Linked DNA regions of Mus musculus: region 2 is linked to region 1. The links are chromatin loops, found by intact Hi-C in ENCODE. Cell type or tissue: left cerebral cortex. All regions are shown on one strand. Links, peaks and the distances in the headings refer to the core of each region. The heading gives the core; the rest is flanking DNA. Region 1 has its middle 41 kb from the start of Gm52636. Region 2 has its middle 57 kb from the start of A830029E22Rik.

What was found. A loop is a pair of places that touch in the nucleus more often than their neighbours do. Peaks named below come from ENCODE experiments on the same cell type or tissue, not always from the same donor. Only the 100,000 strongest peaks of a DNase experiment are listed, where the experiment ranks them.
Region 2: a loop joins it to region 1, with 1.8 times the contacts of the local background. A loop is called at or near these places in 2 of 42 quality-filtered maps.

Annotation. Positions count from the first base shown.
Region 1 is chr3:81,582,888-81,593,772 of GRCm38, reverse strand. No RefSeq gene overlaps it. Among named protein-coding and RNA genes, the nearest start is that of Gm52636, 41 kb to the left of the region's middle. In left cerebral cortex, for the core only: no CTCF peak of the experiment used is centred there; DNase peaks (open chromatin) are centred at 4,079, 4,452 and 5,214; H3K27ac peaks cover 505 bases.
Region 2 is chr3:81,739,119-81,750,003 of GRCm38, reverse strand. No RefSeq gene overlaps it. Among named protein-coding and RNA genes, the nearest start is that of A830029E22Rik, 57 kb to the left of the region's middle. In left cerebral cortex, for the core only: no CTCF peak of the experiment used is centred there; no DNase peak of the experiment used is centred there.

The sequences.
Region 1 (10,885 bases), core at 1,338-9,337:
TGTTAGAAAGTTACTAACATAATTAATTCAGAAATATTACAGATGTAGAGTGATGAACACTGAACAGTAGTTAAATCGTATTTTTGATTCCATATTTAAAATAAGTGACCATACCTATTATCTCAGATAATCATCTCCATCTTTGATACTGTCTACACCAGTATGAACTAATTACAAATCGTCACTTGCATAGAACATGACATATATGCTCAGTTATCAGCTTACATATCTATTGAGATTAAAATCTTGATTCATTTATGTCCTCCACTATTCAAAGTGTTTGGTATCTCTCAGCTGTTGATAAGGTATGGCTTAGAAGCCAGATTAGGTTTCTTGCCTGTTTGGGAAACATTTGTTTGAACAAAGTCATAGACTTTATTTAGAAAGATTGGCCAAATTGTAAGACATTGTTGTAGTAATGACTACAAGTATTAGAAGATAACATCACAAAGATCTAGATGAAAATTCAGGAAAACAGACTTTTTTCCATTGTGTTTTCTCCCTTAAAAAAAAAAAAAAAAGTAAGGAACATCTTTAACACACCAGAAAGGGATTGATACTCACTCAGAAATAGTATTTGAGGAATATTTCTCTTCTGTTTGTATATGCTGTGTATTCATAGGAGATAAACCATCTGTTATCCTAGTGAAATGTCTTTCGTAGAATGATTGGAAGGGAAGTAGGGGTATTTTCCACAGAAGATCAAGAAGTCTCCTAAGTACTACAAATCTGGCTGAGGGGAGAGGGCAGTTTTGTAGCTAAAGAAAGGACATGGGATGTTTATTTGTATTTCTTTGGACTTCTAGACCTGTTTGTGCTCAAAGTCAGGGTAACCCAAACTTTAAAATGCTGAGTATTACTAGTAACCTCAGGAAAAATATAGGCCTTGTCATTAATGAGCTGTCCAGGTTATTTTTAGCTGAGAAGAGATTGAAGCAACCAAGAATAATAAATCTAAGGCATGGGCCCATCTGCATTTGATTTACTCTCAAGGTCTCAACAAAGGTTAGGAAAAAAAAAGATGGAAGTGCAGGGAACATGTTAACAGCATTTAGCCAACAACTTTTCATCTGGTTGCTTTGAAGCCATAGGAAAGTGTTCTTTATACAAGAATAGAGAGACTTCCAGGCCAAAGGCAAGAGCAAGGAGCATTTTCTTCGTATGATCTTTTCTTATTCTTCAATATTTTTTCCATACCACACTGGAACCCTCAAATTCTTCTCCAAAGTGATCCCATAATCAGATTCAAGAGTTAATGAGATTAACACAATGGAAAGATCATCTGCTCTTTCCGTTAATTTTTAGGGGTGGGGATTGATATTGGGGCTTGGTGTATAAACTGTGTTCTACACAGTCAATGAATTAAGGTTAGTGTATTTTTTAAAGATGCATAAAACTGCAATCTATGTGAACATTAAGTCCATGGAGTTCAATGACCTAGATAAAATGGCACACTTATCTTAGATGCATAAACTCCAATATGTGTGTATATGAACATGAATGTATGTGTCTTATCATTTTATATGTCTTTTTGAGGAAGTATAAACTATACAAGGATAAAGGAAAAATAAATTGATATTACTGCATCAGAGTATAATTTATGATTAATACTGTTAGAGCTGCATGATATATTATGCAACCTAAACTATCCTTCAGTTACTAGTACTTAAAGAAAAGTCCAAGAGGCATCTTAGGCTACAAGGAACGAAACTAACTATTGTCTGTTTGCTTTACTCATACCCATCTACTTAGATTAAATGTTGACAACTTGATAAAGATCACTCTCATATATCATAAAGTTTAACAGGTTCACATATGCAATACAGCAGATTTTGTTATATTCAAAGGTGCCATAAGTAGAACAATCAATGACCATCGATTAAAGATTAACAATTATACACAAACTGGCTGAAAGTATTAAATCAACAGTACCAAGATTAGCGACAGTATGATGCCTCCAAGAAACTCATTAGCAAAGATATACTCAGATAGAAATAGAGAGATATATTATAAACTACAGCATGATATATTAAACAAATTGAACCATTAAGAGTGAAGAAGTCCCAAATTTATGTTTGGTAAAAGGCTCTGAGATAAAAATTTTGAGAACAGAGAAAGGAAATTAATTTATTGTAGTAACAGTTAATCAAGGGATCAACTGTCCATTAAAATGAGTATATGTCTACATGTATGAAATGCTGGAACATGTACATTCTTGTTGCTTGTAATTTTAAAATGCACAGCAGTGTCACCTAGCCCCCATGGCTACTAGCTTCATCAAACTTCTAACAATCACCCCGCAGCTGTGCCCTTTCTACTGCACACCTGAGTTAGGAGGATGTAAAACACCAGACAGCCTTAAGATTTTAAAACCAACTAAATGACACAACCTCTGGGCAAAGAATTTCTTGCCCAATCCTCTTTAGCCTCTGCTGCTGCAGAGGCTACAAACTATCAGTCCCAGGGAGCTATATGTCTGCTACTTCCTATCCACTCCACAGCCTGCTCCTCATTCCTCTCCCTCTTTCTTTTTCTCCTCCTCCTCCTGGGCCCAGAAATCCCACCTTATTCCTTGACAAAAATTAACCACTGCTGCCTTTGTTGACCAGTTAAAATGGGGAAAAGTTTCACATGGAAGAACTCCTTAGAGGCAGTCCCTCTTGAGGAAGCAGAATTAGCATCAAAATACACACAGACAGCATCAGGGCAATCCACAACACATTCTTAAACATTCTTAGACCTTAGGTGAGAGACAAACTTTAATACAATAATAGTGGGGATTTTTGCATCTCATTTTCATCAATTGACAGGTAATTTATACAAAAAAATATTTAATAAAGAAACACAAAAAACCTGCTAGAGATCACATGCACTCAGGCATTCCCTGAAATTACACCCATCAGGTCCAAACTATACATTCTTTTTATCTTCCCATACAGTTTTCTCCAGGAAAGACCATGCATCACATTTAAAAATGAACTATAACAAACCACAAACATTTACACCATATTCTGCATGTTTTCAGATCATAGTGAACAAAACCAGAATCGAGCAACAAAGAAAGCTTTAGAGTTTTAGAGATATCTAGAGAGTGAAGAGTGTCCCTTCGAACAACCAATGAATTATTGGAAAATTCCAAAAGGAAACATCTAAATTTCTTAAAAGAAATCCAACTTATCAAAATTTGTCAGACACAACCTTCAAAATATTTTGTTCAATGGACATGAAACTCCTCAGGCGTTTTACACCTGGCCTCATACAACAGATTCAACCATAGAATGGTTTTGAAGGCCACATAAAATAAATATATTTAAAAAATTGAATTTTTGTATATGAAGAAATGTATATACACTAATGAAACACATGTACAGGTTTGATTCCAATGTCTCATTCACAAGATAACCCATTCTATAAACACATATCTTCTGGAACTCGACAAGTTTTGAAGTCTCTATCAAATTTTGTTCTAAGCATTTTAGAAAGGGATGCTCCATTTGTACTGAAAAGCTAAAACCAAAAAAACAAAAATGGCTACCAAAGTCTACTTTAAAGGTATAAGAGGTATATCTGCTGCTTATAGAATAAATACTTAGATATGTTAATGTTTACTATTAAATAACAGTGATAATAAATTGGGGAAGATGCTAGTTAGATTATTTAAATGGTATTTCTTTAGAAAACATAATGGGCTAATTAAAGTAACTAAAATTAACCCATAAATAAAAAAAAAACTTCAGAAAATAATGTTTATCAATATCTCATTAAAGCTCATGAACTATTAGAGACTGAAGACAGGCCAATCAAAATAGCTTTCATGCAGGGAATTTTATAAATAGTAAGGTGAATTTGGAGATTGAGTCATTTTCTCTCAGTTTGGAAACGATTTAAGGAGAATCACGATAGAGGCATAGTGATAGAGCCTTTCCACTTCTTTTATGAGAGTAATGAATCCTAAGTGATGGATTGGGTACCAGATTAAACAGTGTCAAGTGTCTCTACTGACTGATGGTGTACAGAGATAAATAGACCATTGAACTGGGGGATGCTAAGTCATCACTGTCTGGTGGAAGGCAACGTTTTGAAGACAAGCTAAGAGAAATGATAAGATTTTTTTCTCTATAAGAATTGAATTTGCAAAGAGATAGATAATTCATACTGTACAAAAAATGAATCAGATGGGACAATGATTGCTCTGGGCTGTGAGTAATCAATTCTTCCTTGTGTACTGATTGAGTTACAAGTGTTAGTTGTATTTTCAATAACATTCAAGGTTCATATTTGTATGAAAGCAGTTCATCTAAAAAATAGAGAAAAAAACAGTTTGCCTTTAGATTTATTTTTATCCTCCAAATTGTGCCCTATATTTAGTAGCCTTTCAGTTATGAGGAGACTTTCCCTTGTGTTCGAGGCCTATTTGTTCACTCAGGCATTTGCCATCCACTTTGGTGTGGGTGGATGAGAGGAAACCGTTATGATAAAAATAGTGGCAGAAGTCTGCTGGCATAAAAGATAAGGCAAAAAAGATTCGTCACACAGAGTTTAAGAAAGGTTCACATAGAGTCCCATGCAATCTCTACCTCTCCCATGGAGACATGCAGGTTAAAGTTAATAACAAAGCAAAACCAAAAATAGAGCCTAGAAATTATCAAGAAAATACTGACATTAAAACATGTTTTGATTTTTTTTTTTGCCTGTGGGAAGATAATTCAAATATAGGCAAATGATTCAGTTTCTCACCACAAATGTATTATTGCATCCTAATGTTTTTCTTAGCTAAAACATCCAATGTGCTGATTCACTTTTGCCTGGGGTAAATGCAACCATTTCCTTTAAATGTTTTCTAATATGCTTAAACAAATACCATTTGTCCTATCAATTATTTGGGTTTGCATTTTTCTTGACATAATTCATAACAAAATTATTTCTCCTGTTTATGTTTGCTTCCAGACCAACTTTAATTCATGTAGAAATCAGTTGTATAATGCCTATACTTTACTGTTAGAAAGATAATAAAATATGTGTCAAACTTTCTCATAGATTATCTGAAATTAAGTTAATAAGTATAAAAGTATCTTTTATTCACCTGTTGCAATCGATATCTCAGAGCCTACTGCTGAATTAGTTCACCCTTTTTAGGTCTTCCTGAATTCTTGTCGGCTGGTTCAACTCATCTGTTCTGGCTCAAATTCCTTGCCAAGCTGATTGGTTCAAACTGGCTTCTTTCAGCTTCTGACTGAATTGCTTTTCTTGGCCTCAAATTAACTCTAGCAATCTGTTCTACTCTGGCTCTTCTCATTCTCTAGCTTGTTTTGTATTCGCCTGTGTTCAGTGTGTACCTTCTGCAACCTGTCTGTAAGACACAGGCCCTGTAAAATCTACCTCTGAACTTCAGGAACTGAAATGCCACAAACTCTTGTCCATTTAACTTCCTCTCAACTGACTGACTCAAACAAACTGACTGACTAGAACCCATAGGCCCGCATGTCTCTTCTCCTGAGTGCTAGGATTAAATGAGTGTACCACCATTCCTGGACCTAAGTATTTCTTCACTTGAAACCTTTTCTTTATGAGGATGGCCTTGAATTTAGATCTGTCTGTCTCTGTCTCCTGGAATTAAAGGCCTGTCTGTATTCCAGGAGGAGAAGACAGATCTAGAAGATCTTTGGATGTGATACCTTGCAAATTCAGCTGTTGCCAGATTAAAATTCCTCTACAAATAAAATAACTTAGTTTTTAGAAATAAATCTGGCCTCAGAAAATATTTAATGATGTGAAAAACAGCTCACAACTCCCTACAACTCCAGACTTGACATCTAGACCTCTACCCACTGTGAATACTGGCACTGACATGGGTATCTGTGTGCACACACATACACACAAACACACACACACACACACACACACACACACACACACACACACACACAGATGTGCAGAGACATACAAAATATACCCATACACTCACACACTTAAAGTCATAAATTAAAGATAATTATCAAAAAGTTTGAATCTAGACATATCAGAAAGACAGCACTAGGGGTTATGCAATTCATTTGCATATGATCTCACATGCCAACTATATAAATGATAATTAAAAGGACCAGGCAAACAGGATAAGCAACTGCAACAAGATAGCAATTCACATCAAGTTCTGTATATAGGCTTAGATTTCTTTTCCTTTCAAAATAAAAGTGCATACCCCATGAAATGAGAGGTAGACACACAATGTATTTAAGGATTGTCTGTCTTCAAGGCTATGTTTTACTTTCAATGGTTCTGAAAATAGCCAGAACTTTGTTGAAATATTAAGGATTTATAGTACTTGTGCTGAGGCTGCAGCTTAATAAAGAACATTTGGTAGCCTTGTAGTTAGGGTTTCCATTGCTGTGAAGAGACACCATGACCAAGAAAACTCTTAGAAAGGAGCTAACTTACAGTTTCAGATATTCAGTCCATTATTGCCATGGCTTGAATCATGGCAGCATCTAGACAGATATAGTGATGGAAGTACTGAGAGTTCCACATCTTCATCCAAAGACAGCAGAAGACGACTCTCATCCTTAGGAATACAGGAGACTCTCTTCCACAATGAGCAGAGCCAGAGCACCTGACCCCAAAGCCTACTCCCACAGTGAGACTTCCTCCAACAAAACCACACCTCCATAAGAACACACCTCCTAATAGTGTCACTGTCTGTGGACCAAACCTATACAAACCACTCCAGGTAGCATATATGAGAGAGGCTCAGAGTTTGATCCCTAGAAATTAATAAAAAGAAAATCCAAATCATATCAACATCATTCTACCAATCTTCTGGATTACTTTCAACAGTGAGTCACAAAGTTTCACGGATATAACTTGCTCATATATTTCTAATTTATTTAACACGAAAATCAAAATTATTTTGCTAACACCTTTCCACGAAAAAATTAAAAAGTGAAATTAATCTCAAAAAAGAAAGATGACCCAAATTCGAGTCTGTAATATGAAAACCATGTGAAAATGATTATTTTCTTTTGGATATTGTATGTAGGAGCTTTAAAAGTAGGTAATTAGCACATGACTTTTCAGAAGATTCTATTATAGTGTTTACGTTTTTTTAAAGTGTATATTCTCCTCACACTGAAGGAGGTGACCTATCAGTTACAGAGAGCCTGTACTTCTCCAACAAATAGCCTTACATCCTTGGTTTAGTTATTTACTCAAGTGGGAAGCAGTGCTAAATCGCTCCAGAAAATGTTGTAAATCTCCTAAACATGAAATTAAAGTGAGCCTTCTCTGAAGAAAGACTCTTGAGCTTCTCTATCCCTCACTAGGTGTCCTCATCTTTTCAAAGCGGATGAGAAGACTTTGCTGTACATATCTGGAAAGAAATACATTGGGTCCTTTCAGAACTATCCTATCCTCATATTTGAAATCATTCACTGTATTTTGTGTTCTGGGGAAGGCACGAATGCTCTTCCTTAACACACTGGATTGTGTGTAAGGTGTGTACTGGTCTGGTCTGTATTCTGTTTTTTCTGTATTCTATGTTGGTGTTTGTGCTGCCTGCTCCATCATTCCTGTGAACTCTACCACATCCTTCATTTCGCTGAATGGGTTTGGGCTTTACCACTCATCAGCATCTTCCTTTACAGTACCAAACTTGATCTGTCAATTCTTCATGGTAACCAGGCTGTTCCCTGACATTGATCATTTGTCTGTAGTGATCAGAACCTTACATTGTTAAAGCCATCTGTTCCTTTTAAGTTTCCCATATCCAGAATGAGATGGCAATTTTCACATCCATCATAGTCTCTCTTTTTGTTAACCATACATTTACACTGTTACTAGAGATGTAAGCTTTCTAACCACTCTGGCTATTATGGCCTTGCCTTCGCTTTATCTCCCCTTTTGCATTCAGCTTTTCTACTGAGCTTTGATCCATTTGTCCTAGCTCTAGTACAACTGTTTCTTCTTTGATGATACTTTTAAACTCACATTTTTCTAATCAATAAACTGCCTAGAAACACTTCAATAGTGGATTGATCAGTTTACCTGATTTCTTTGTATCATTTTTGTTAGTGGTGCTGTAAGGTCATGGTATGTGAGGCCACAAGGACTGGAGCATGTCTACTGTCCTGGTCAACACTATATAATGTGTGCACCGTAGATGTGTGAATAAAACAGCTATAGTTTTCTTCGGCTCGGAACTTGTCTGTTTGTCTGCACTTACCACTTCTTTCCTCAAGTCCATATTCAATGCAAGCTCTTCATCTATTTAAGCCTGGATTTCTTCATTGTCGCCTAGAACTTGGCCATTAATACCTCCCAGAAATATTACATTCAGCACATCCTGTTATATGTAGCTGGGAATTTCTGTTGAATTTGTGTCAAAGAAAGTGAATTGCTAATAACACCACACATTGTTTTGCTTTTATTTGTTTCCCTGCGATAATAACTATTTTTAACATTTCAAAACTTAATCTATGTGGAACATCACAATTCCAAGATTTATAGACAATTTTGACCCTTCAGAATAAATAATATCCTCCCTCACTTTCTTTTATATCTTTAAAAATAAGATGAATTTTATTTTATGTGCACAAATTCTTTTTTTCTATATGCCTGTAATTCCATTACCTGGTGCCCATGGAGTCCAGAAGATGATTGTCAGAACCCATGGAAATTTGGTCAGGGAGGGTTGTCAATCCCCTATGTCTGTGTTAAGATATGCGCAAAGGTATTCTCTATGACTTGTATGTGTGTTCTTAATCACTGAGCCATTGCTCCAGCGGCATTTCTGTGTTTCTAAGTCTTTAATTTTGATGAAACTTCAACAGGAATTCTCAAATGTCAGGAATAAAATTGATTGCAAAGTTTTCTCATGAGAACGTTTATTGTAATATGTGATAGCTTTATCCCAACTCCACTTCACGTAGAGCACTCCAGAACAGTTTCCTAAGGCCCAAGGCCTATTCTAGGTAAAATTGATCTTCTAAGCTAGCTTTTGGTCAGTGATTCTTAAGCTTCCTAACACTGTGACCCTTTAATACACTTCTGCATTTTATTGCGACCCCCCAAACCATAAAGATTGCTACTTCATAATTGGAATTTTGCAACTGAAATGAATAACAATGTAGATATCTGATGTGCAAACTATATGATATAAGACTGAAGAGTCATTAGACTGCCAAAAGGGTCACTAGCCACAGGTGGAGAACCCCTGTTGTAGGTAGTACAGTGAGCCACCTGTGTAGACTAGAACACACTGAGAATGTACTGAAAATAAACAGAAAAAAATCTACATAAACTATGAGCTTGTTTAAACAGCTTGCCACAGAGAACGTGCTATCATGTCACATTTTATGGGTCACATATGCAGGTTTTTCTTCATATTATTTGGACTTATTTTTCCTCTTAGTTTATAGTGGTCATGTGCTTAATTAATTCTTAGGAAAGTTTGAATAGTTGGAGTTTTTTTCCCCCCATATGAGTAGAGAAGAAACTTTGAAGTCAATCTTTGGCAGTGTGATAGGGAACAGATACATAAACATAGAACCTCTAACTGAGCTCTCTGTACCTTGAAACTTTTATTTATGGTTAAATAAAATACACTTTTCAAAAGGGTACGGTATGTTTCACCCATTGATGAAGCAAGCATCAAGTGGTTTCTCTCCAAATTGAAATGAAACATAAAAGTTCACTGAAAAGCAAACCTCAAGCATTTAGTATCTCAGAAGCTTTTAGTGGCTCATGACTTGATTTATTGACCACGAGAGCAAAGAAATAACGAATTAAATTAAAACAAGGAGTCGGATCTTTGAAGTTAAGTTTGTAAAAGTGGCTCAATCATTTTTATAACAAGGACAAATGATTCTGTTTGTTCCTTTGGGTGAGGCAAGCAGGGTGGTGCTGGGGAGGGAGGGATGAGCAAGGAGCTGCACTCTGCTCTCTTGTTGTCTTTGTTCTTTGAGAACTTGGAATCTACAAGGATTTACAATGTGCATTATCCACGCATGAGCCTCCAGGAGAGAATGAACATGTGCTGGAAGGCTGAGAAAGATGAAGATCTTCTTTCTATTCCAACAGAAAGATATATAACACATGCATAAAAGCACGAAACTATTAGACAGTAAAATCCCAGACTGTGGCTTTCAGAAAGGATTTTGAGAGTGTGATGCTGGACATAAATCAGAAGGTACGAGTCTGTGCTGTAATGGTGGTTCTTTGACATTCTAATTATCCACAGAGCAATTTATCCATGTTAAATGTACTTACTCAATCTGCTTTCTTGAGCCAGAAACCAGCACATTCCAAGCACCTCATGCACAACTACAGGAATTTTGGCAAAAAACATGTGCGTCTCTTTATTTCAGAACAGTATGATGATATACTATGTACCCACCTGGACTTGAAATAGTTTACATACACACTTTGGTGAATAAAACCCTTCATCTACTTTAAGGAAGTGGCTTCTTTTCAATTTCAAGGAATATTATATTTAGCAATAATATATATTTTTAAATTGCTGATAGCATATCTGAAAATTTCTCAATGAAATAATTAGATGCAAGGTAAGTATGCTAATTAGCTTTATTTAGTCACTGTGATGGTTTGTATATGTTTGAGCCAGGGAATGTGGCCTTCTTTGAGTAGGTGTGTCACTGTGGGTGTGGCCTTTAATACCCTAGTCTTAGCTGCCTGAAGTAGGTGTTAACTAAGTAGCTGCTAACACCCTTCAGATGAAGAAGTAGAACTATCAGGTCCTCTTGCACCATGCCTGCCTGTATGCTGACATTTTTCCACCTTGATGATAATGAACTGAACTCTGAACTTGTAAGTCAGAATCAATTAAATGTTGTCCTTTTAAGAGTTGCCTTGGTCATGGTGTCTGTTTACAGCA
Region 2 (10,885 bases), core at 1,601-9,600, 160 kb before region 1:
CTCACATACCAGAAACATAATCAATAAAACATCATGATGAAATGTTCCATTCTACAAGGTAGGACCCCCAGGTTCCTCTGTTGTTTCCTGACACCCTCTGAGGTTTCTCAGTGAGTGAGAGGCTCCTGTGAGCCCTCACCTTTCTCTTAAATTCTCTGTGAGATCAGGCTTTGTCAGTGTGATCCAATAACCAAAGGAAGAGCTGCTATTGGAGTCCTAATTGAATCTCAGAGTACAGAAAAACCTATTGACACAAACACTAGTTCCTGCATGTCTGGAGAGAACCTACCTCTAGGCTTCTAGCTTTGTGGAGTCCCACTACAGGAAGCCAGATTGCTACTAAGAATGCCCAGAACAGGGAAACACTATTGCTCCTCTTTGAAGCCAAGTCTAGTAGCCTCTTTATCTCTCTCTGTTGGTGTCTGTCTCCGTCTCTATCTCTCCCTCCTTCCCTCCCTTCCTATTTCCTTACTTGCGAATTTATAACCTTTATTATAAGAAAAAAAACTTTGCCCCCCCCCAAAAAAAATCAAAGCGACACAACACATACTGATATCAACCATACCAAAAAAAAAAAAAAAGATTTTATTTTTCTCTACTTTGAACCCTCTAATAGTGAGGGTTAGAAGATATGGAACTGATTTCAGAAGTGAAAGGACATTTTCTGAAAGTATAAGATATTTTTGATTTGCTTCTTTAGTCTCCTGTGATCCACTGTCTTTCTGTGATTTGGATAATTACTGGATCTCTATGGTAGATATTTTAAGTAAAATTATATTGAAGAGGCATTTTAAACTAAATTAAAATTATTTATTAGAGCATGGAAACAAGTCATAATATATAATAAAAATGGACTGTTTTCTTAGAAGTTAAATCATTCCCTTGTGTTGTGATAAGAATACACATTAATAGATTTTCTTTCTTCTCTCCCTTGTCTCTCTTTTTGAATAAAATCTGTATCTCACTTTATAAAGGCAACATTAATTTACTAGCAACTTGTATTTACTTGCCTCTTCCAAAATGGAAACATTCCACTCTGGATGAAGCTCCTTAAATAACAAGGTAAACAACTCAAGATAGCTTCAGGAAGTCCCTGAAACTGACAAGATTCACTATGCGCCACCCTACCCCCACCCCATAATAAACAACAAAAACTGCAGAAGAATGTACTTGAACTGCGAAGAAGACTGTCAAAGAAGCCAAGCACAAACAAGGAAAGACCATTCGAACTGCTGCAAGCAGCAGAAACCAGCCAGGCTGCTTGTTAACACATGGTAAGGACAGTCTCCAACTTGTTTGTCCTCCTGCTGCCTGTACATACTCAAGGTTGCTAGGTGTTGTGAACTCTCTCCCACGCTGGGGAGGAATTTGATGATATGGTTGTTTTTAAGTAAGTTCTTCCCCTGTAAATAACCTCTCAATCATGTATCTGTAAGCAACCCTCCAAAAATTCATTAGTTCATAACTCAGATTTCAGTGTTATCCATATTATGGTTTGTTTGGGGACTGTTTTCTAGGGTGAATAGATTTATGTGAGTCTCCCTAGGAAATATTTTGTATTACAACACAACAATGTGTTAGTCAGTGTTCCTGTCCCTGTCACAAAGCACCTGAGACAAACAATTTAGAAGGAGGGAACATTTTTTGTTTGTTGTTTTGTTTTTTGGCTCTACTGTCAGGGTTGATCTGACACCTGTATTGAGGAGAGGCATCATGGTGATGCACACTTCAAAAACAGAAGGAAAAAAAGGTCCTGGATTCCAGTATCCATTCTAAGTCATACCACCAATGACTTGAAGACCCATCACTAGACTCTGCCTCTTAGATGAGCCACTATATCCCTGTATGCTCCCAAGCTGGCAAATAACACATGGGTCTTTGGGGTTCATTTAAGATCCAACCATAACATCTCAACTCTTTAAACTTTTAAAATTCTACTAACATCATGGCAGTGCATTCCACGAGTGCTAAAAATAGGGGTTGCTTTGCCAGTCATCAACTGTATTTCAACAAAGGTGGAATTCACAGCTCAACTGTATCCTAAAGCAGACTGTAGTTGTGCTTGGCTATGTACTAACATTAGCAAACTCAAGCAGCGCTTACCTCTTGGTTCCTGGCTAAGAATGCCTCCTACTTTAAATGACCAAAGATTAATAATCACTTTCAGTTACTTTAGTTGAATACTCTAACTTGCTAAGAAGTCCCTCCCTCCATACTGAATGATGTTTAAGTATCATACTTAAAGAGGATGTGTTAGTTTTTAGTACTGTGAGGAATATGTGAGATCAATCAATTTAGGATGATCGGGTTTCGTTTGTCTCCTTTAGTGGCTGCAGTCCATTATTTATCATATAGCTTTGGGCTGGTGGTAACACAGTGCATCACGGTGGGAGCATATCATTCTATGTCATGGCCAGGTATAGAAGGAGAAATCCCATTAAAGGTTTCATTCCTCTTGGTCCCAGCTCTTCATTGTTCCTCTACTTGTTAGTAGTTTCAAAAACTAGGAAGAAAGCAGAATGACTAAAACATATAATTTCAGCATTATTTTATGAGCGACAAGTTTTTTGTTTGTTTTTGTTTTTTGGTTTTTTATGTTTGTTTGTTTTGTTTTTTAAATAGGTAAAATATGCTAGGAGAGAATCAGGCGTCGTTTACACACATTCCCCACACTGTGGCTCCTTAGCTTTCTGCAGTTCTCACTGCAGCTATCTTATGCTGCGTGGGGTTATCAAGATTCTGGGACATGACAGATACAATATCACTACTAGCTAGGTGGAGTTAAAGTTAACAAGGAGTTTTCCTCAGTCTAATTATGTGCTTGATGGCTTTTATAACCCACATGCATGCTGCCCTTAGATGCAGATGCAAACACAGTAATCACAGTCCCTGTTTCTCTTCCCTGCTCATTACTAAATTGTATGAATCATCACACTGGTGGCCTGAATAGGCCCAGGACATCTAGTGGTGTCGTTGCTGTTTTGAGACAAAGTCTTACTTAGAAACCAGGCTGCCTTCAAACCAACCTCTTGCCTCAAATTCTAGTATTAAGCCTGGCTTGATTTCAAAGGAATGATGTAATTGGTTCATTGTGTCTTACTTTCTCAGTATTGGTTTATGAGAAGTCCATAGGTTACTGTAGTCTGTGAAACCCATATTGTTCTTTCTAAATATTGAAAAAAAAGTGTTGTTTGTTTGTTTTGTGGTTTGTATTTATATGTTTCCGCGAAGAAGAATGATAAGCTAACAAACATTTTCTCCAAAACATGTGTCAAGGGTAGTTTAAGTAGTCTTTAATTTAATTGTGAGATAGGTTTGCATGTATCCCAGGCTGCTCTGAAACAATATGCATCCAATGATAAACGTGAAATCCTGATCCTCCTGCCCCAGACTCCAAAGTGCTAGAATTATTAAGCCTGAAAATACTTCCTTTTTAAAAAGAGATAACAACCCTGCATTAAGTTTTGTTCTCTCTTTTTTTCCAATGTTTCTTAAGAGACAGGGTCTTTCAATATAGCACTGATTTATCTGGTGTGCATTCTTATGTAGTATATGCCTCAAACTCATGCTAGCCTTCTTCCTCAGCCTCTCAGATGGAGTGCTGAAACTGCAGGCGTGAGCTGCCATGCCTGGCTTGTCATCAGTTTTGATGCTGTTGCTGCTGACGATTGAACTTCTAGTATGGATAGAACAGCTGAAGTATTTACTTGCTATTGGTTATTTTGGTAATTAGTTTGGACACATATTAACATTCAGATCCCTACAAATTAGACTTATGTAAAACATTTGTAACTAACTTTTTCTTTCTTCTTTTCTTTTCCCTTTCCCGAGGCAATGGGAAGGATGTTGGTGGGAATGTGGAAAAGGGAGAGGCAGGCCAAGATGCAGAGTAGAGAGGGGCTGAGGTTGGAAAGGACTGGTGTGATGAATATAAAATAGGAGGAGCTCTGAAATTCAGTCATCAAGATAAGGTTGTAAGGCAACATTAAGAGCAAAGCCAGTCCCGATCCCTCTTTTTACTTTTTGCTCCATTTGTGTTGGATTTCTATGCCGTGTTTTGATTTTCTTTTAAAGCTTATAAATGACTTATTTATTTGTATGTGGGATCAGCACTTGCAAGGGTCAGTTCTCTCTTCCTACCATGTGGATCTTAGGCTATGAACACAAGTTGCCCAGCCCCGTGGCAAGCACCAGCCCCCTGAGCCATCTCTCCAGTCTGATTACCTTAGTTCTATTGAGAACTTCTTTCCAAAGGATATTTTTTTGGGGTTCACTAGGTTTGGAAATAAAAAATTTGTATTAGCTGTACCTATCTTAGCAAATGTTGTATTACTTATATTTCCCTAAATATTTATACATACATGGTAAATATTTGGCAATATATGACATAATACTTTAAAAATAAGAAAGAGGTGCATGTTTCAATGTAAGAACATTTTCAGAAGAGTTTAACACCTTTTTAAAGTCATGAAAATAATGTAATAAATCTTAAAATCATGAACATTAGAAAAATAAAATTAAGTCAATCATTACACAATCAAAACATGTACATTACAAATATAATGATGTGTTTGTTGGTCTTTGAATTTTCTTGTTTACAAATATATATATAGAAATAATATGCTATTATTTTTGCTTTTCTAAATTATTTATCATCTGAACAGTTTTGAGGCCAGAGCAAGGCAATAAAATGTACTAAGCCCACAGCTGTTTCTAAGCAGCCTCAGGGATAGGTGATTGGGACATGGGCCTAGTTCTGTGAAGGCTCACGTGCTATTTTTGATTTCATCACAGAGAGAATGAAGAATTCAATTAAAATACAAAACAAAAAGCTGCAATGCAAGTCTCATGCTGTCTTAACCAACCTTTCATTCGGACTGGATAGTTGTTTTTAAATACATGTGTGGACAATCGAGGAAGACACCCAATGTCAACTTCTGGCTTCCACATGCTCACACATAGGACTTTGCAAAAACATATGCACACACGTTCATAAAAACATATATCACAAAAATACACAATTTTACACTGTGTGTTCTGTTCCGTTGTTCACTGAGGTTATATATACCTGCTATCACATCTGGTATAGCCCTGCTTTAAAAAACGTTATACATTATGATACATAACAGATTCAAAGTGTTTTGCCATCAAGGAAACTAAGATCACTTAAGACCAGCTTATGAAATTGTATAATCTAGAAAAAATTCTTCTAATAACTTCCACAACTGATCTAAATTCATAGGTAATTTTATATTTGAGTCTAAAATCATAGTTTATAGCAATATATATATATATGTGTGTGTATATATATATATATATATATGCATGTATAACTTAAATTTGTAACTTTCAAATGTTGATTCACTTGTCATACTAGATTCACAAAGCACCAAAGTGATCATGCATTGAGCATGCTCCCTTCTGCTTAGCAATACTGCACTGTTTTTAAGTGGAGAGATGAACAGGAATAAGAGTCCTTCCATTAGGTTAGGCTGTAGAGAATGTGTTTGCAAAGGAAATTAGAGAAATGTATAGCCCAGTGGGGTGGCAAAAGACTGTAGTTAAAAGGTTATATGAGAGTTCTGAGGTGACAGCAAACAAATTAGTTTGACCAATGCAAAGTCATAGACTGGTGATAGTCAGTAAATGCCCAAAGACTTACAGGAAACAGGTTCCTCACAGTTGGATTGGCTTAGGCAACTAATGCTCTACATGGAACATGCACACCTGAGAATCTACATAGATTTATTCAAGTCGTCATCCATATTCACAGTTCATCTTGTGGTATTCTGTTCTCTAATACTAGTTGTTCCTGTCTAGATGTTCAGTTGGTTTTGTGCATGGTTTTGAAAAGCTGATAAACGCCTTGAATTTGATTATGCATAGAACCAAAAGTTTTGCATGTCTCTCCCAAGCCATGTAAGGGTACCATGAAAAACAGAGGTTTTAACACACTTAAGTCCTTAAAGTTTGTCTTCTTGCAAAGATTGATCTTTGTTTTATGAATTTACCTGGTCCCGCTGAACCCCGTTTTCAGGAATACTGCCAAATTTTCAACTTGTGAATTTGACAGTAAAATCCATGGATTAAACTCTATGTATCCTTATGCCCCATGAAACATCTCATAGCCAGGCAACATTCAGAGACAAGATTGGCAATCTTGTTTCTCAGCATACAAAGTCAGGAAGATTTCATGTTCATGAGATAGTATAACACAGTATTATTAGTTTTGCCGTTAAAATATTTTTCTTTTAACAATAATGTATTTGGTATATGTGTGTATGCAGGCCAAATGAGTTCCAGCATTCTCAGAGGCTAGAGAGAGCATCAGATCCCCTGACTCTGGAGTTACAAGTAGCTGTGAACAACTGGTATGAGTGTTTTGAAATGAATTCCGGTCTTCCGGAAAAGCAGCAACTGCTCAAAAGCATAAAACCTCTCCAGCATTTGTTTATTTATTTTTAAACATTATTTCTTTATCTTCATGTCTATGTGAATATATGTACAAGTGTGTGTGTGTGTGTGTGTGTGTGTGTGCGTGTGCGTGTGCGTGTGCGTGTGTGGTGTATGAATGCAGAGCAGGCCAGAAGAAAATACTAAATTTACTCCCTTATCATTTTCCATCTATTCCTTTGAGGTTGGGTCTCTCAGTAACCTAGGCTTTGCTTTTTCTTGTCTATACCAGAAGTGAGAAAGTCCAAGAGATCCTCCTATTCCTTTCTCCCTCAGACACAGCCCTGGGGTTACAGGCATGTGCCAGATGATGATGATGTGTGTGTGTGAGCCATATATAGATGTGTTTGTGTGTGTGCGTTCACGTGTGCTCAAGTGCTCACACAAATGCATGTGTGTATAATATATAATGTTATATATTTAATCTTAAATACATAATTTAAATATAAGTTTTATATATATATATATATAACTTACTCTCTGTGACTTTGGAGTTTGGAGCAATTCAGTTGGTACTATAGTTAGGATTAAACTTGAGCCATCTAGGAATGAAACATCTGTAAGCAATGTAATCAGCAAAATCAAAGCAAAGAAATTAATATCTGTCAACTCAAAAAGAATTGTAACATATTAAAATCTGTCCATTTATACATTCATAATACAAAAATGATTGTACTGTTATTTTTCTGGTAAGACCAAATAAGAAAACCAGTGTTTGATAATATGCTACTGCCCAGGACTCTTGCTCCTGTGATTACTTTTTAATAATAAAAATAAACTTGTATGATATACTGTCATTTTTAATCTTTTCTATTTCAATGCACCCCTTGTAAATTATTCTAATTAATTAGGTAGAACCTTTTAACAAGGGTTTTCAAAGCTTGTTGCATAAGAAAATCCACATGCATTTAAAGAGTGATTGTTACTTGTAAGATGTGAAAGGCCAAGTTGGCTTTGGTCAATAATGTTCTTAGAAAAAGCTGAGCTGAATCTCCTGAGAGCAGCCTTTAGGTACCTGGTCATACAGTTTTTCTTGGCAAGTTGTGCTGTCAGGACAGGTCCAAATATGCAAAGTCAAATTCTTTAAAGGGGTTTCTACAATCTTAACAAAGTGAAACGAATTTTAACCTGCTTTGACAACAAAGCTGTCATTGAAGTAATGTTTGTATAGCTCAGGGCTTGGTTAACCAGTCTGTCCCCAGGATGTAGTCCTCAATATGAAGTCGAACAAGCCAGTGACTGTGCTCTTGACATTCTGCAGAGTAGCTGTGCCTTTGTTTATTTACAACTTTGTTCCGTAGAGGACTTGAATAGGCCTACAAATCTCAAAATAAATAGTGGGTGAGTCAGGACGCTGGAAGTGTGGACAAGAACATCAAAGCCAGGTTTGTCTGGGAGGAAGTTGTACAGCCTGGGACACGGGTGGGTGGGATTTCTGTTTGGGTCTAAGTTTTGTAAGAGAAGAGGAAAGGAAGCATGAGAAAGGAAGGGAGAAGAAAAGAAAGGAAAGGGAAGAGGCACGAGAATGGAAGTGATAGGAAGAGGGAAGAGGGAGAGGGAGAGGGGGAAGCATATGGGGAATGGGACAGGGAGGAGGGAGTTGGATGGGGTCTTGGTCAGGGATGGAGACAGTAGAGGGAGGAATATGCTTTATTGTTTCATCAAAGTTACTTTAAGAATTAAATCAGCTAGTCATTTAGACTTTAGAACACTCTTATAAGACCTGAATGGAGAAACATTCATGTGATACTTTATGAACTTCTGGCAATATTGAATCTTATACAAATGAACCCTAGCCTTTCTCAATAAGATGGCTGGTTGACAATGAAGGCAATTCTCCTACAGTCTCATTATGCACTGTAATTGCTCTGAGTCCATAATGTCCAAAAGGGACTTCCTGAAACTTCATTTCCTTTTTATGGAAGTCCCTTTACTAACTAATGATAATTTAAACCACTGGCTCTAAACAACCTTTGTATTTGGTAGACTGAAGTCAGTCTTCCTAAAATACGGTTAGCATGACCAGATGATTGGCAGTAGCATCAACACTGTCTATAGACAATGCATGTTGACAAGAGAGAGCAAAATGTTGGTTGCTTTCTTTAGCTATTTGCAGTAACTCAAAGATGCTAGGACTATAATTTTAGCAACATATATTAATTATTATAGTTAATTTATATTTGTCTGTTACTTTTTAATCTGAATACGTATTTGTTACCTGACTTTCAAACGTTTGTAAAGAACTGAGAATTGATAAAGGAACCTTGCCAATTATGGTTCTCCACAGTTGCCATGCTCTTTACAGAGCTCATTTTCATTGCTTTGAGCTATCAAATTTAGTGAATTTTATGCATTAAAATGAAACTCGGAAGTTTCCACATAAAGTGGAGGAAAATTTAGTTTTGGAGAAATTTCTCTTTAATCATCTCAAAGCTTTCAAAGGATGATTAATCATGTCGCAGTAAAGTCTGTAGTTATAAGCAGATAAAAATGTAAAAGCCAGTCGCCTCGATGCTGTTTAATTTATAAGGGTTAGTTAACAGTAAATCTTGCTTTTCTTTTATATTATCCTTTCTATACACTAGCTGCTAAGAATATTCTTTGTGGATATCTCAATAACTTTTCTTTATAATGAATACCAAATTATTACTAAGAAAAGACTGTCAGTTTCAGTGACAATAAATGATATGGAAGAGATTGAAAATTGGCCTTTTTGGCCATTGTGTAGAGACTGAGGCTCCACTTTCTACACTCATAAATACAGTACAAGACAGGATGTAGTCAGTGATTGGTCTGACCATCCTGAGAGGCAACTGGCTACCATATCACACATTACAATTGATTGACCCAGGGATTATCACTTGGTACAACATAGGCAATTTAATAGACTGGACAATGGCCCATTTTGTTTTGTGGTTTAACATGGAAATTATATCCTATGGTATGGATCTTGAGTGTCATGCAAGAGAATATGTATGAAAAGTCTTCCTCAGCTTTGCAGTTGGGAGGTAGTGGAAACTTTATGAGATGGAACTTGGTTGTAAGTACCCAAGTTTGAGTCCTTCAAGGAGATTGTGGAGGAGGTCCCCTTCCTTTCTGTGCTTTGTTTTCAGGTTTTCCTAAGGTGAGCATGCAAGGGTCAAGGTTGTGATGAACATGGGATGGATTGTACCTGGAACTGGTAGTCCTAAGTGGATCCAATTCTAGCCTCTGCAATGTTCCAAAGATTGTAATTGGGTCCTACCTCAATTACAGGAATAGTCACCACAACTGCAGACAAGGCAAACATGTATGGGGAGAATCTGGAACACACACACACACACACACACACACACACACACACACACAATTTGATTTGTAAATTCAGATATGGGATAAAATAAGCATAACATTATGGGAAGTTGATTTTAAAGCAGAGAAACTGAGAGAAGCAATTGGCTTTAAAGTCCTGGTTCTAGAATAATCAGGCTGGGAACCTTTAAGTATAAAAATAGTATGAGAAATAAGCACTCAGCTCTTAGAAATCACTAAGTGGATTAGAGCATAACAGGCCGATATAAATTCAGAAAACCTTGTTCTTTCGGTAAAGGGGTGTGATGATTTGTATATGTTTGGCCCAAGGAGTAGCACCATTAAGAGGTGTGGTCTTGTTGGAGTAGGTGTGGCCTTGTTGGAGGAAGTGTGTTACTGTGGGCATGAGCTTTAAGACCCTCTTCCTAGCTGCCTGGAAGTCAGTGTTCCACTCACAGCATTTAGATGAACTCAACTCTGCCTGCCTGGATCCTGCCATGTTCTTACCTTGATGATAGTGGACTGAACGTCTGAACCTGTAAAGCCCAGTTAAATGTTGTCCTTATAGGAATTGCTTTGGTCATGGAGTCTGTTCACAGCAGTAAAACCCTAACTAAGACAAGGGGCCAGTTCCTAGATGCTAGAAGAGATCAAAAGAGAAAGATTTTACCTTGATATTTCTGTTCTGGAAATCCTTCCAGACATAATGTCTTTACTCACTTTGCCTTGCACCTATTTTTTACTTCCTATTCTCCCTCCCTCCCTCCCTCCCTCCCTCCCTCCCTCCCTCCCTTCCTCTCCCCCTCTGTCTTTCTCCTCTCTGTGTGTATCTCTGTCTCTCTGCCTTTGTGTGTGTCTCTCTGTGGCCCTGGCGCTCCCTCTCCCCCTTCCCCTCCCAACCTCTGCCTCTTGGGTTTATGCATTGTTGCTATGATTTAATACTTGAGTCTTTCATAGCCTTTGTTTTCTTCTTCCCTGCTTCCAGAAACTCAGAACTGTTAGAAGCCCTCCTCCTTTGAGACAGAGGAGGTAACTGGGCCTCCTCCTTAATAAAACTAAACTTCAATTAGAAATTCATCAGTAGGGATCAGGCATAGGAGCTATGAGAATGGTTTTCTGTTCTTTTGGCAAAGCAATCTAA